2 separate regions of the Homo sapiens genome follow, and region 1 is linked to region 2. The links are chromatin contacts, found by Hi-C in ENCODE. All regions are on one chromosome and are shown on one strand. The core of a region is the stretch at or near the end of the contact, and the rest is flanking DNA. Distances in the headings are between cores, read along the strand shown. Region 1 holds the start of ZBTB39 (zinc finger and BTB domain containing 39). Region 2 overlaps STAC3 (SH3 and cysteine rich domain 3).

The links. Hi-C counts contacts between places; a loop is a spot of excess contacts on that map. Pooled maps may share reads with other maps.
Region 1: a loop to region 2 is called in a map of PC-9, with 16 times the contacts of the local background. The contact joins the promoter of ZBTB39 here to the enhancer-like site in region 2. A Hi-C loop is called at or near these places in 2 of 168 maps with a recorded cell type or tissue (PC-9 and naive thymus-derived CD4-positive, alpha-beta T cell), 5 of 37 single-sample maps with no recorded cell type and 13 of 50 pooled maps.

Annotation. Positions count from the first base shown.
Region 1 is chr12:57,003,198-57,009,970 of GRCh38, reverse strand. It overlaps ZBTB39 (zinc finger and BTB domain containing 39), which reads left to right and starts at 3,425. Exons shown (of 2, transcript NM_014830.3): 1 at 3,425-3,566; 2 at 5,010-6,773. The coding sequence starts at 5,054. RefSeq lists silencers at 3,227-3,586, 3,607-3,756.
Region 2 is chr12:57,240,349-57,247,500 of GRCh38, reverse strand. It overlaps STAC3 (SH3 and cysteine rich domain 3), which reads left to right. Exons shown (of 12, transcript NM_145064.3): 6 at 600-697; 7 at 2,290-2,356; 8 at 2,536-2,585; 9 at 2,879-2,964; 10 at 3,135-3,186; 11 at 3,276-3,413; 12 at 3,591-4,043. The coding sequence ends at 3,689. It also overlaps a transcript of COXFA4L2 not described here. Among named protein-coding and RNA genes, the nearest start is that of COXFA4L2, 6.8 kb to the right of the region's middle. RefSeq lists enhancers at 4,370-5,273, 7,084-7,152. Within about 2 kb of position 2,279, at least 2 of the 41 ENCODE cell types and tissues checked have a DNase peak (open chromatin) inside an H3K27ac peak, as active enhancers do.

The DNA of each region.
Region 1 (6,773 bases), core at 2,176-4,675, 240 kb after region 2:
TTGGTGGGTTTTTCTGTTCCTTGACTCCTCCAGCTACATGGTAAATACACACATACTTATGATACACACACTTCATATTTAAATGTAAATAACTTTACATATCTTTTTGTATATATCTATTTCCTGAACAGTGCCTTACACAGTGCTTTGCACGATGAGTATCAGATTTATTTAGTGATTAAAATAAATACACGAATTTGGAAGATGGTTTCTAACACACAAAGATTTTTACAGACCAGTTTTAGATAAAGAAAAAACAGGCCGGGCCCGGTGGCTCACGCCTGTAATCCCAGCACTTTGGGAGGCCGAGGCGGGTGGATCACGAGGTCAGGAGGTCGAGACCAGCCTGACCAACATGGTGAAACCCCTTCTCTACTAAAAATACAAAAATTAGCCAGGCATGGTGGCGCATGCCTGTAATTCCAGCTACTTGGGAGGCTGAGGCAGGAGAATCGTTTGAACCCAGGAGGCAGGGGTTGCAGTGAGCCGAGATCACGCCACTGCACTCCAGCCTGGGCAACAAGAGCAAAAAACTCCGTCTCAAAACAAAACAAACAAACAAAAAAAACAATAAAAAAAGAAAAAGAAAAAGAAAAAAAATATTCAGAATGACTTGTATTACTAGGATGGGTCTGGGAGATATTCATTCCTGAATCTGACCCTACTTAATTAGAGAAGGAGGTGGGGATCAAGGCTGTCCGGAGACCCAGCCACAGAGGAGGACAAATCTATGACCCTATACAATTTTTTTGTCTCCAAATGCTGAGCCTGGGTTCTGTGACAGATCCTGGGGATGAAATGATGACTCATACACAGAGTTTACAGTTTAGCAGGGCTGTGGACAAGCAAACAGAACTTGATCCAGCTAGGATGGGATGTGGACAGGGAAGTTACTACCGAGGCCAAGAAAGAGAGGAGCAGATATCTTCACCGTTAACTGGCTGCCTTAGTTATTATAAAGGGAAAACATTTATCTCCCACTCCTCTCTAAAGTGCCTGTTACCAGCTCCTGCAGCTCTGACTTAACAGTCCCCAGAATGTGTAAGGCACTTACATGTGGTATGCATGGGTATGGATGTCTTTTACTAATCTATGATGTCAACTATCACCCGCCATCCTAAGGGGGGTTCTGTACCCTAATGGAACAGCCAGTGAAATCCTCAGGCTCCTTATCTTAGCGTGGTACAGGGGCCTTTGTTATGCCCCTGAATTGCACTGATAAAACATCAACACATAGATTTCCCAAGGCAGTGTAAGGACAGGGCCACAGAGCCAGAGGCCACTTCCTGCAGTCCTTTCATTCTAGTGAAAATTCTATCTTCCTACAGCCTGACTTGGGGCCACTTTGGAATGACAGCTGTATAGTGGGGGGCGGGGAAAGGAGGGAATACTCACCCTAGTATTACTTATGTCAGCTTTATAGCCAGAGGTCAAAGAATGCCCCCACCCCAGAGCCTAGACCCTTTTTCCAGTGAGTCATCTCTTTGACTTTTCAAAATTATCTATCTATAGGGCTTAAAACTGGGGACACTTTTGCAGAGTCTAGGGGCTTTCTCTGGGTCATGAAAGCTACAAGAGTTGGTTCTGCTCAGACTTGGTGGGAGTTAGGCTTATAGGCTGAGATGAGACAATTGCTTTGCAAGTAGGAACATTAAGTGCAGAAAGATTGCTCTCTAGTGGGACTGACAAAAATTGCAGTACTGGGGACTCCAGAAAAAAATGAAGACAAATGTTAAGTTAGATTCCTGTGTTTGTACTTGAAGAATGTGTGAAGGGATCCTGACCCTCCCTTTCCTGTTGTAAAACAGTTGATGCCTAAAGAGATCTGGTCCACAAGACCTTGACTAAATTCCTGGCCCTTTCTTCTCCATTTAACTTTGTATATGTTTGTTATTGTGACTATATGGTGATTTACTTTAAAAAGACTTCAGTATAAGTGGTATATACTTTCACCTGCGTCTTTTGGATGATTTGTTTTCATGTGAAGTTTATTGGGGTCAACCCTCCAGAGATGGCTGGGGCAGTTGGTTAGAAAGACTGTATAGGCCCAGGCCCTTGCAAGCCCAGCAGCCCTCTGTCTCCAGAGTCATGCTGGAGGTCTGGACCTGCTGGCTGTGTGATATTCCACTTTAGGGAGACTCAGTCACCTTGCACAACTGTGAGAGCTGGGCCTGCCACTGAAACATTGTGTCAACCTCTAAGTGACCCTTTCACTAGATGGTAAAGTGAGATGCCTCATCCCCAAACTATAAGAACAGTTCTATGGCTGTTTTTGTATCTCCTGGCTAACAAATGTTACATGTTTGGCAGCATTTGGTATAGTGCTTGCTTTCAGTATAGTCTGCCACCAGTTAATGAGGTTGTGGAAAGGAGGACACACAATCTCCCAAATTCATCAAGAGAATGGACAATTGCTGAATGGCCAAACTGGCTTAGATCTGTTGGCAACATTCAGTGTGTCCCTTCCTTTCCACTTATCCATCAAGGAATTACTGAATCCTACCATGCGCCTGTCCTGGGAGTTTGTCCTTGGCTGCAAGCTATTTTCAGGCAGTGACTGGGATGGGATGGGAGAGAGGATGAAACTGAAGGGTCTTGGAGCCTAAGAGCTTCCTCTGTACTGAGGGAGGGAGGGCGACATGACGAAGACTTCTAATGTCTTTGGTGGTGGTGGGTGGGGCAGGCAGTGTAGGTGGTTTTCGTTTGATGACAATTCTTGGGCAGAAGCATTTGAAAAGATGATTTGGGAGAAGGGTGGGGAGGAAGAGTGATCGAGTTCTACACAGAGTTGGGGAGGGCAGGCTTCAGGAAGCAGGCCTGGGGTGCCAAAGTACAGTGAGATCCGGTGACTTTCTTCATTTGGCCACCTAGATGGAAGGAGGGACAGCAGTGGATTATCAGAAGGGTCCAGTAGTAGCGGTCTAGCCCTCAAGTGCTCCTTCATTCATTCAAGCAGGCTTAATGTATTAAGCACTTATTGTGCCAGGAAGTGTGGTAAGGGTCAGTGTGGACCTGCGGCCGTGTGCAAAGCCACAGATCCCTGCCTTCAGGAAGCCCACAGCCTAGTGGAGGAGATATATAGTAATCAAACAATCTTACAACATTTTGTAAAATGCCCATAGTAGATGTTCTGAGGAGAAGCTTTTGGAACTGTGAGCGTAGAACAGGGGAGGTGAAGAGAGTTTGGATAGGGTTTTTCACTCTTCAGGCACCAAGTCCCGCGCACAGTGGATGGGCGCTTAGAAAAAGCCAGCCTGGGGACTTGGAAGCCCCTGCACCCCTCGCGCAGGTCCTGGACCCGGCCCCGCCGTGGGGGGGCGCTGCCTCCTCCCGGGCGGCGGGGGGCGCTGCGGCCGGGCGGCGGGGGGCGCTGCCTCCTCCGGGACGGCGGGGGGCGCTGCGGGCCGGGCGGCGGGGGCGGCCCGGGCCGTCGCGGCGAGCCGCGCGGCGGATGGAGAGTCTGGCCGCGGCCGGCGGCGCCGCCTCCTCGTCGGGCCGGGCACGGCGGGCCGGGGCCTTTGTGTGAAGCGGCGGCGGCGATGGTGCTCGGGGCGCCGCAGAGCCGGGTAAGCGCGGCCAGGCCGAGGGCTGCCCCTGGCCGAAGCCCGACCTTCGGCCCGGCATTTATCTCGCTCTTGCTGGGGTCCCTCTTGCCCGCTCCCTTCGGCCGGACCCATCCTCCCCGCCCGCGCGCCGACCCCGGCCGGCCCCGCCGCCCCTCGCTTGGCCCCTTATTCAGCCCCATGCCCCCAACAGGCTCACCCGGGTGAGCCCCGCGCTGTTTGTGGAGGGACTGAGGCGCTCGTTGCCTCCAGAGGGAGCGCCCCAGCCGATGCAGCGCCCTTCCCTCCCAGATGCGACTCCGGAGGGGAGACCGCGGCGCCCGGGGATTGTTGGGGTGTCCTTGGAAGTTCCCAGCTTCCCCCTCTCCCACCCTCTCCTCTGGCTGCCCAGTGCTCCGACCCGCCCATCGTTCAGGGGTGGCCACCAGGGCCCGGGAGATGCTTGGCCGGTACCCCACAATACTTAGACGCTTCCTGGGCCCCAGAAAAAGTTGGGAGTTGTTAGAATCTGGAGAGATGGAGAAAGGGGCTGTGTTGGGCAGAGTTGTGAGACTGAACAGGGATGCAAGTAGCTCTTCTTCCTTAGTCGTGCAGGAGTCAGAAAGGGCAGAAAGTGGTAGTGAACAAGCCTCTAGGAGTCTTACCTGTATAATTAGAAGTCTTTCTTGCGGCATCAAGTAAATCTGTTAGTGCAGGGACAACAAAATATAAACCCCGAAAAGGGTGGCGAAAAAGAATACAACATATTAAAGTAATATTAAATACTACCACAGTTGTGTTCTACTTTTCTTACTGTGCATTCTGAGTGTTTTAACTTCACAGAATACAGGGACTGTGATAAAGCAATATCTGGAGGGGCTCTGGGTTATCGAAAGGCCAGAGAGCGGGTATGTAGTATAGGCAGAGAGAGATGGGGATTCAAGAACGTGAGATTTATTTGGAGATTATTGAGAGGTTGAAGACACAGCAATGACAAAGCTAAAAAACGGAACCACCTTATATGTTCCTCAGTAGCTAGTGGAGCTTTGATAGTTGTGTTCAAGCATGTGCATGGTATTTGGCATCATGAGGGAAAAGAATATGCTCAATGAATTAGGAAAGCTTGTATTTGGGAGGAAATTAATAGGAGAAAAATTTGATCCAGTGGCTCTGGTAATGAAGTATAAGATTGTGTCCAAGGGAATGCCTCTGGTTCGTCTCTAGGCACCAGCTTAAAACCAAGCTATCAGATTGTCATCAGTCGTTTTGGTTTTTGTCATAACTCTTTGAGTATATACAGGGGGAGATGTCATTGCCTTGTCATAATGGAGGAACTCTCCATGCCAGTTTACTCCTGATCCCTACCTGGGGCTTGGAAGCATTCAGAGTGATGGTATTTTCTCCTGCATAGCCCCTCTTTTGCACGGATGTGTTTGGCCATCCATCTTTTTCTCTTGCTATCCACAGATTAACTGTGCTGATAAGGAGGTAATTTCATAGGAGCTGCTAAGATGGGCATGAGGATCAAACTGCAAAGCACCAACCACCCCAACAACCTGCTGAAGGAACTCAACAAGTGCCGGCTCTCAGAGACCATGTGCGACGTCACCATTGTGGTGGGGAGCCGCTCCTTCCCGGCCCACAAGGCTGTGCTGGCCTGTGCAGCTGGCTACTTCCAGAACCTCTTCCTGAATACTGGGCTTGATGCTGCCAGGACCTATGTGGTGGACTTCATCACCCCTGCCAACTTTGAGAAGGTTCTGAGCTTTGTCTACACTTCAGAACTCTTCACAGACCTGATCAATGTTGGGGTCATCTACGAGGTAGCTGAGCGTCTGGGTATGGAGGACCTCCTCCAGGCCTGTCACTCTACCTTTCCTGATCTGGAGAGCACTGCCAGGGCCAAGCCCCTGACCAGCACCAGTGAGAGCCACTCTGGTACCCTGAGTTGTCCTTCGGCAGAACCTGCCCATCCCCTTGGAGAACTCCGAGGTGGTGGGGACTACCTTGGTGCTGATAGAAACTATGTGTTGCCCAGTGATGCTGGAGGGAGCTATAAAGAGGAAGAGAAGAATGTTGCCAGTGACGCTAACCATAGCCTGCATCTGCCGCAACCGCCCCCACCACCGCCAAAGACAGAAGACCATGACACCCCTGCTCCCTTCACGTCCATTCCTAGCATGATGACCCAGCCACTCCTAGGCACTGTCAGCACGGGCATCCAGACCAGCACGAGCTCCTGCCAGCCATACAAAGTTCAAAGCAATGGAGACTTCAGTAAAAACAGCTTCCTCACCCCTGACAATGCAGTAGACATTACCACTGGGACCAACTCCTGTCTGAGCAATAGTGAGCACTCCAAAGATCCTGGCTTTGGGCAGATGGATGAGCTCCAGCTCGAGGACCTGGGGGATGATGACTTGCAGTTTGAAGACCCTGCTGAGGATATAGGCACAACTGAGGAGGTGATTGAGCTGAGTGATGACAGTGAGGATGAGTTGGCTTTTGGAGAGAATGACAATCGGGAGAATAAGGCCATGCCCTGCCAGGTGTGCAAGAAAGTTCTAGAGCCCAACATTCAACTGATCCGGCAGCATGCTCGGGACCATGTGGACCTGCTGACGGGCAACTGCAAGGTCTGCGAGACCCACTTCCAGGACCGAAACTCCCGGGTAACTCATGTCCTGTCCCACATTGGTATTTTCCTTTTCTCCTGCGACATGTGTGAAACTAAGTTCTTTACCCAGTGGCAGCTGACCCTTCACCGACGGGATGGAATATTTGAGAACAACATCATTGTCCACCCCAACGATCCCCTGCCAGGGAAGCTGGGTCTCTTTTCAGGGGCAGCCTCCCCAGAGCTGAAATGCGCTGCCTGTGGGAAAGTATTGGCCAAAGATTTCCATGTGGTCCGGGGCCACATCCTTGACCATCTAAACTTGAAGGGCCAGGCCTGCAGTGTCTGCGACCAGCGTCACCTTAACCTCTGCAGCCTCATGTGGCACACGCTGTCCCATCTCGGCATCTCAGTCTTCTCCTGTTCTGTCTGTGCGAACAGCTTTGTGGACTGGCATCTTCTAGAGAAGCACATGGCTGTGCACCAAAGTCTGGAAGACGCCCTCTTCCACTGCCGCTTGTGCAGCCAGAGCTTCAAGTCAGAGGCTGCCTATCGCTACCACGTCAGCCAGCACAAATGCAACAGTGGCCTTGATGCACGGCCTGGTTTTGGGC
Region 2 (7,152 bases), core at 1,030-3,529:
GATTGTGCCACTGTACTCCAGCCTGGGTGACAGAGCGAGACTCCGTCTCAAAAAAAAAAAAAAAAAAAAAAATAATAATAATAATAATAATAATAATTTGGCAACCCTTAAAAACATATTCATTGACAAATTTGCTCAACATTTATTTGGAGGAGAGGCTGAACTCTGTGAAGAGCATGGGTGAAAAAGAAGAACCTATTGGTGGCAGCACCTCAGCTTACACATGCCATTTAGCAGAACAAAAGCCAGCAGTTAAGGGCCCATTCTCCTTAGAAGGAGAATAGTGATTCTGCGCATGTCTCAGCTCCCAAGCAAGCAAAGTTGTGTTTCAAACATCATATAATGCTCTGCCTGGAAGGAGTTCTAATAAATACTTTCCTCCCTCACTTTACATCACCAGTGATGTTTTTAAAGTCCTTTATAGATTGGTGTCCTGGGTATTGCCTAGCTGACCCTTCCCTAATCTTCCCCGCGGCGCCCCCACCGCCACCCAACACACACATGGGTATCCATCTACTCAATCCCACCTCTCCCTTCCTTTCCTCCAAGCCTTTCTCTGCCTTCCCAATAATGTCTTCTTTCTCCTCCCATTCGATTAGCTGCTGCCAATCGCAATGATCCTGTGTTTGAAACCCTGCGCACTGGGGTGATCATGGCAAACAAGGAACGGAAGAAGGGACAGGCAGATAAGAAAAATGTGAGCACTGTACCTCCCCACGAGGTCCCTCCCAGAGATCCCATGGAGCAGGTCATTTTCCCATTTGGAAAGCTGACAGAAGTAATGGATTGTCTTCCCCTAAAATTGCACAAAACTCGGCCAGGCATGGTGGCTCACGCCTGTAATCCCAGCACTTTGGGAGGCCGAGGTGGGCAGATTACCTGAGGTCAGGAGTTCGAAACCTGCCTGGCCAACGTGGTGAAACCCTGTCTCTACTAAAAATACAAAAATAAAAATAAAAAATCCGGGTGTGGTGGTGCTCGCTTGTAATCCCAGCTACTTGGGAGGCTGAGGCAGGAGAATCGCTTGAACCCGGGAGGCAGAGGTTGCAGTAAGCCACTGCACTCCAGCCTGGGGGAGAAAGTGAGACCCTGTCAAGAAAAAAAAAAAAGGAAGGAAGGAAGGAAAGGAAGGAAGGAAGGGAAAAGAAAAGATAAATGTACATATCTGATCAAAAAAATCAACTGCAAAAAACAACTAGAAATCTGGCCTCAAACTTGTTGATATGGAGGTTGGACACAGATAAGGGATTTCTATGGAGTGAATTAATGACTTGTAAGGCACTAGCAATGTGATATGGCTGCTTCCAGAAGGGCTAACATACTCTTGGGTTATATTCTTTTAAGGGAATTATAAAAATTGTGCTGCTCTTTTTTTTTTTTTTTTTTTTTTTGAGATAGAGTTTCGCTCTTGTTGCCCAGGCTGGAGTGCAATGGCACGATCTCGGCTCACCGCAAACTCTGCCTCCCGGGTCCAAGCGATTATCCTGCCTCAGCCTCCCGAGTAGCTGGGATTACAGGCATGTGCCACCATGCCTGGCTAATTTTGTATTTTTAGTAGAGAGGAGATTTCTCCATGTTGGTCAGGCTGGTCTCGAACTCCCGACCTCAGGTGATCCGCCCACCTCGGCCTCCCAAAGTGCTGGGATTACAAGCATAAGCCACCGCGCCTGACCATGCTGCTCACTTTTTACTTACACACTGGAGTATTTTTAAAGGCTGACAGCATAGTCAAGGACCTGGAATCTGGTAGTGAATTCCCTGTTATTTAGCTACATTCAAGCAGAATGTGGGTGACCCACCTGATAGGATGTTTTAGGGAAAGTCCCTGCATGGCCGGGCACAGTGGGTCACGCCTGTAATCCCAGCACTTTGGGAGGCCGAGGCTGGTGGATCACGAGGTCAGGAGATTGAGATCATCCTGGCTAACACGGTGAAACCCCGTCTCTACTAAAAATACAAAAAATTAGCCGGGCGTGGTGGCAGGCGCCTGTAGTCCCAGCTACTCAGGAGGCTGTGGCAGGAGAATGGCGTGAACCTGGAGGCGGAGCTGGCACTGAGCCAAGATTGCGCCACTGCACTCCAGCCTGGGTGACGGAGGGAGACCCGTCTCAAAAAAAAAAAAAAAGTTCCTGCATTAGGCAGATGGCTGAACTAGATATTTCCTCCAAGGCCTCTTCCAACTCTGAGATCTCTGAGATCCCATTATTCTATAGTTCTCTGACCTGATTATAGACAGCCAGGGCATGTGTTCCCAAGACAGCGTCTCCCTAACTCTGGTGCCCCCTCCAGCCTGTAGCAGCCATGATGGAGGAGGAGCCAGAGTCGGCCAGACCAGAGGAAGGCAAACCCCAGGATGGTGAGTGTTACCCACCTCCATCCAGAGATGGAGTAGGATCAGAGGCTCAGCTGTGGAACAGAGGGTGGAGGAGCAAAGGGCAGGCCAGCTTTGGATAGACGAGGCCCTTCCACAAAAGGGTAAGAGAATAAGAATTGCCCTCCAGGAGACAGACAATTTGTTGGTGTTTCCTATCCCAGGAAACCCTGAAGGGGATAAGAAGGCTGAGAAGAAGACACCTGATGACAAGGTAAGAATCCTTCCTCCCTGCAAGGAACCCAGTTCTCTCCCCAACCCAGCTCTGACACCACTACTCATGGCCCTGGCAGAAGCTCACTCTTTAACTCCTAGGCTTCCCATCACTTCTGACCCACACTCTCCATCAACTTGCACACCCACCCACGACCAAAACACTTCTCTCAGTTCAGGGACCTAGAAGAGAGTTGGAGTGTAGAGTGTGTGGTGAATGTCCCTGCCTTGGAATCCTGCCCCTCAGTGTGGGGTAGAGGAGCCCTAAGACTCATCATTCCCTTGCACCCCCAGCACAAGCAGCCTGGCTTCCAGCAGTCTCATTACTTTGTGGCTCTCTATCGGTTCAAAGCCCTGGAGAAGGACGATCTGGATTTCCCGTGAGAGGCCTTGGGGCAGGGGGCTGGTACTGCGGAGTGAAGAGGAAAGAGCTGGGTTCCCCCAAGGGAAAGGAAAAGGGGGGACTCAGGGCTTGGAGCCTATTGATGCTGGACCCGGGGCACAGCAGGGGACCTGCTATGTGAGTGAGGCCCCTCCCTTCCCCTCCCAGGCCAGGAGAGAAGATCACAGTCATTGATGACTCCAATGAAGAATGGTGGCGGGTGAGAGAAATGGCTAGGGCTAGGGTGGAGTGTGGGTTGAGTCCAGAACCCGACATTGAGAGATGGACTCTCCCTACTATCTTCCCTAGGGGAAAATCGGGGAGAAGGTCGGATTTTTCCCTCCAAACTTCATCATTCGGGTCCGGGCTGGAGAACGTGTGCACCGCGTGACGAGATCCTTCGTGGGGAACCGCGAGATAGGGCAGATCACTCTCAAGAAGGACCAGGTAGGCTGTTGCCCCAACCCAATCCCAGGCCTGAATGCTCCCTAGCCCACCACACTCCTTGGAGAGCTTAACCATTAATAAGACTAGGGTGAGCCCCTGTAAACCCCGGCTCCCCTGCTGTCCTCTCCTACCTTTTCCTTTGATTCCTCTCCTACTTCTGATCCTTTAATCTTCTAGATCGTGGTGCAGAAAGGAGACGAAGCGGGCGGCTACGTCAAGGTCTACACCGGCCGCAAGGTGGGGCTGTTTCCCACCGACTTTCTAGAGGAAATTTAGGCGTGCGGGCGCCTGCAAGCGGGAGACACCCACACCCCATTCTGGGCGGGCCCAGTGGAGTTTGGGGAGGGGGGCGAAAGCAACGGGACTGCTGGGAGAGGAGGGGTAGGAAGGCCCGCCTGAGCGCGACGGGGCTTCCGGGAAGGGACTGGTTCTCGCCCCCTTCCCCAGCCTGGGGCCTCGGATACCTGCTGCCCAGAGCAGCCCGGACCCGAAACCTTTCAGGCCCCGCTTGCAAGAGCTGGAAAAAAACGCGTATCTACTAGGAGGAGCCAGGGACTGGGGCGGGGGGCGGGGGCGAGGGAGGGCGAACTGTCGAATGTTGCGAATTTATTAAACTTTTGACAAAACTTAGAAAAGTTGTTATTTAACTGGGGTTGAGGAGAGGGCCTGCGGAGGGGTGGAGAATCCTCCCTAGCTGTCCCGCCTCGTTACCATCGGGTAACCTGAGACCCATCTGGGCTGAGGTTGGCGGGAGGTGGGAAGTGCGCCCGCCAGGTGAGGCCTCTGTAGTCAGTAAAGAAAGGGGAGCGCAGGGCTGGAGTCGCCGCCCCCGCGCCCCAGCGGTTGGGAGCAGGATCTTGTAGTAGGGTAAGTCCCCCCTTGCTCTTGGCGATTTAGCCGCAGGCAGCCCCTTGCATTTCGGAATCTGGCTTGGCGCCGAGCTAGGCCGCCAGGGGGCGATGCAAGATCTCGGTTGGAGAGCGAGGGATGGGGAGGGGGTGGAGGGTGGGTAAGGGGAGACAACCAGAGACACCAAGCCCGAGACCCTGGGCCTGGGAGGGGGTGGGGTGCGTGCCGTCTCCATGGCAACACTTCCTCAAGTCCTCCGAGAACCGAGCTAGCTAGGCCGGGGGCCTAACCCCACCCGCGCGGCCCCTGCCCTAACCCTTTCCGACAGGTACCGAGTGAGAACGGAGGGCAGACAGCTAACCGGCTCTCGCGGAGACACCCCTGCGGAGCACCGTATGCAAATGTTATTATTTGCATATGCAAATATGCAAATACGCCGGCCCTGGTCAGGGCGGCAGGTGGCGAGGAGCAGGAAGGTGTGGGGAAGGGAGCAGAAGGAGACGAGGAGTTTGGGGACCTGAGAGCGGACCCAGTGAGAGGCAGGCTGGGGTGGTCGCTGGAGTGGGGCAGGCGTGTGTGGGGGGGGTCTTGAGCTCGATGCCGGGTGGGGGAGGGTCGGCTTGGCCAGCCAGGAGCTCCTCTTCTCGTCTGCCCGTTGTCTGCCAGGACCGAGGTTGGCACCGCCTAGCAAGGTTGGCAGCGGGAGCCCGGGCACCATCTGCTGCTGGCGGGGGGAGGGCAGAGGCTCAGCTGGGCTGGGGAAGAGGAGGCCTGGGACGGGCGCGCCCCCCTTCCAGAAGGCTGAGGTGTGATGGGGGTAGGGAAGCACACAAGAAGACTCTGCAGAACCGGGTTCAGTTTTCTGTTCCCTTTGCCCTTGACGGTCCCGGATGCCTGAGGGGGTGGGGGCGGAGTCATTAAAGAAGACCCCCCCCTTTAATCGCGATTGAGCTGGAATAGGAACAGATCACAGGCAAACACACACACCAACCACACGCAAATCAAGCATTCTGTCCTTATCCTTCCTTGAAATCCACCTACCAGGAATGTATGAGGGGAGGGACCGCGAGGGCTCGGGTCGTCTCTATTCATCAAGGTCTGAGGGACTCAAAATCAGAGCCCCCCGAGATCCTCGAGAGACCCCCGCCAATGCTAAGGCAAAACCAATTTACTGGCTCATTGGGCGGCAATGCTGGTGTGCGGATGCCGAGAAGCAGGGAGAGCGGCTGTTCTCCCCCAACACTCGGGGGGCGCCCCCCTCCCTAGCCTCACTGAGCCGGCAGCTGTCCCTAATTAGAGCGGCGGTTTAATTGGATTTATCAGCAGTTAATAGGAAATTAAGCAAAGGGCCCGAGAGAAGGGGGGCGGGAAAAGCGGGGAAACAGGCTGTGCTGAACTAGAAGGAGGGGTGCTAGGGTACCAGGGGTGGGGACATGTGACCCAGTGTCCCGATCGAGCCCCACGGTCACACCCTCCCGTCATTACTCACCAAGACTCTTAAGCCCTGGCCCGCGGGCCGGAGAGCAGGTCCCCAGAGAGGGCGGCAGGCGTGACAGCGACCCTATGTGAGCTCCCAGCGCCCTCCATCCCCCTAAACGGCGCCTGGGTGATGGATGATACTGCCGCATGCTGCAAAGGTCATAAGTCTGGGCCAAGGAGCAGACTGAATTGAAAACAGATCCGAGGAAGGGCCGGTACTGGGGTACAAGACAACCGGCACCCCAACCTCCTCCACTGCCCACTCTACTCAGCGCGCGCGCGCGCGCACACACACACACACGTGCCCCTTGAAGTTGGAAGACTGGGCAGCACGGGGGGAAAAGGCAGAGTACAGAGTGACCCTTTCTATAAACCCCACCAGCAGCAGTGTTGGGGATCCTGAGAATCTCTCGGTGCAGCTCCAGTGTTCCCTTTAGGCTCTCCCTCCACGAAACTGCCCGATTTGGGTCAGTGGGGTCCGCCCGGTCTGCTGCTCAGGGGCAGCCCAACGTCGGCGCTACCCGCCCTAGGGGCCAGTCAAGGAAGCTTGCAGACAGCTAAGCCCTGGTGCACGGGCCTCCTAGTCCACAGCCCCAGGCGCCTCCTGTCACCAAGACCTCATCATACTGCTAGGCTAACAAGGCCTGCTCCGGAGACCCTGACGACCTCCCTGCCACATTCCACCCCGCAGGGCACAGATGGCAACTCCTGCATATGCTAAGGTGTGCTAGCCTCTGAGTGGGTGTGGGTGGGCTCTCCGTGCCCCTGGCAATTATGGACGTCTGTATCTCCGGCGTGTGGTTAGTGTGTGTCCGTTTGTTCCCTGGGTATGTGAGGTGTGTCTACCTGAGCCCCAGGTGTGTCCGACTCTGTGCCCGGGTGTGTGTCTGTGCCCCTGAGTGTGTCTATATCTGTCGGGTTTGTCCACTTCCCCGTCCCCAGCTCCCATCTGGGTGATTTTGCCCGGGTGTGCCTCCGCGTGGGGGCGTTTCCGTGCGTCTCCGCCTGCAGGTCTGTGTATGTGTGAAAATCAGGAAGAGCCAGCGGGGAGTGTGTGTTGCCATCGCGTCTCCGCCTGCAGGTATGTGTGTCTCAGTGACAGTGCGTAGGCGTGTGCCTGGGTGTGAGCCGCGCGGCGGCGTGTATCCGAATGACAGTGTGACGCACGTGCGCGCGCGAGTGTGTGTGTGCGCGCGCCGGGGTGAGTCTCCCGCCCCCACTCCTTCCTTTCCCCATTTCTATTCCTCTCTCCTCTCCCGGCCAGCTCGGCTTCGCCATCCGCATCATCTCCATCCATTATTGAAGAAACAGCCGCGTCCGCTCCAATCACATCAACACCCCCGCCCCCTTTCCGTTCCGCTCGCCCAGCGGCCCTCTGGGTGCTGAGGAGAGGGGAAGCCAAGGCGCGGTG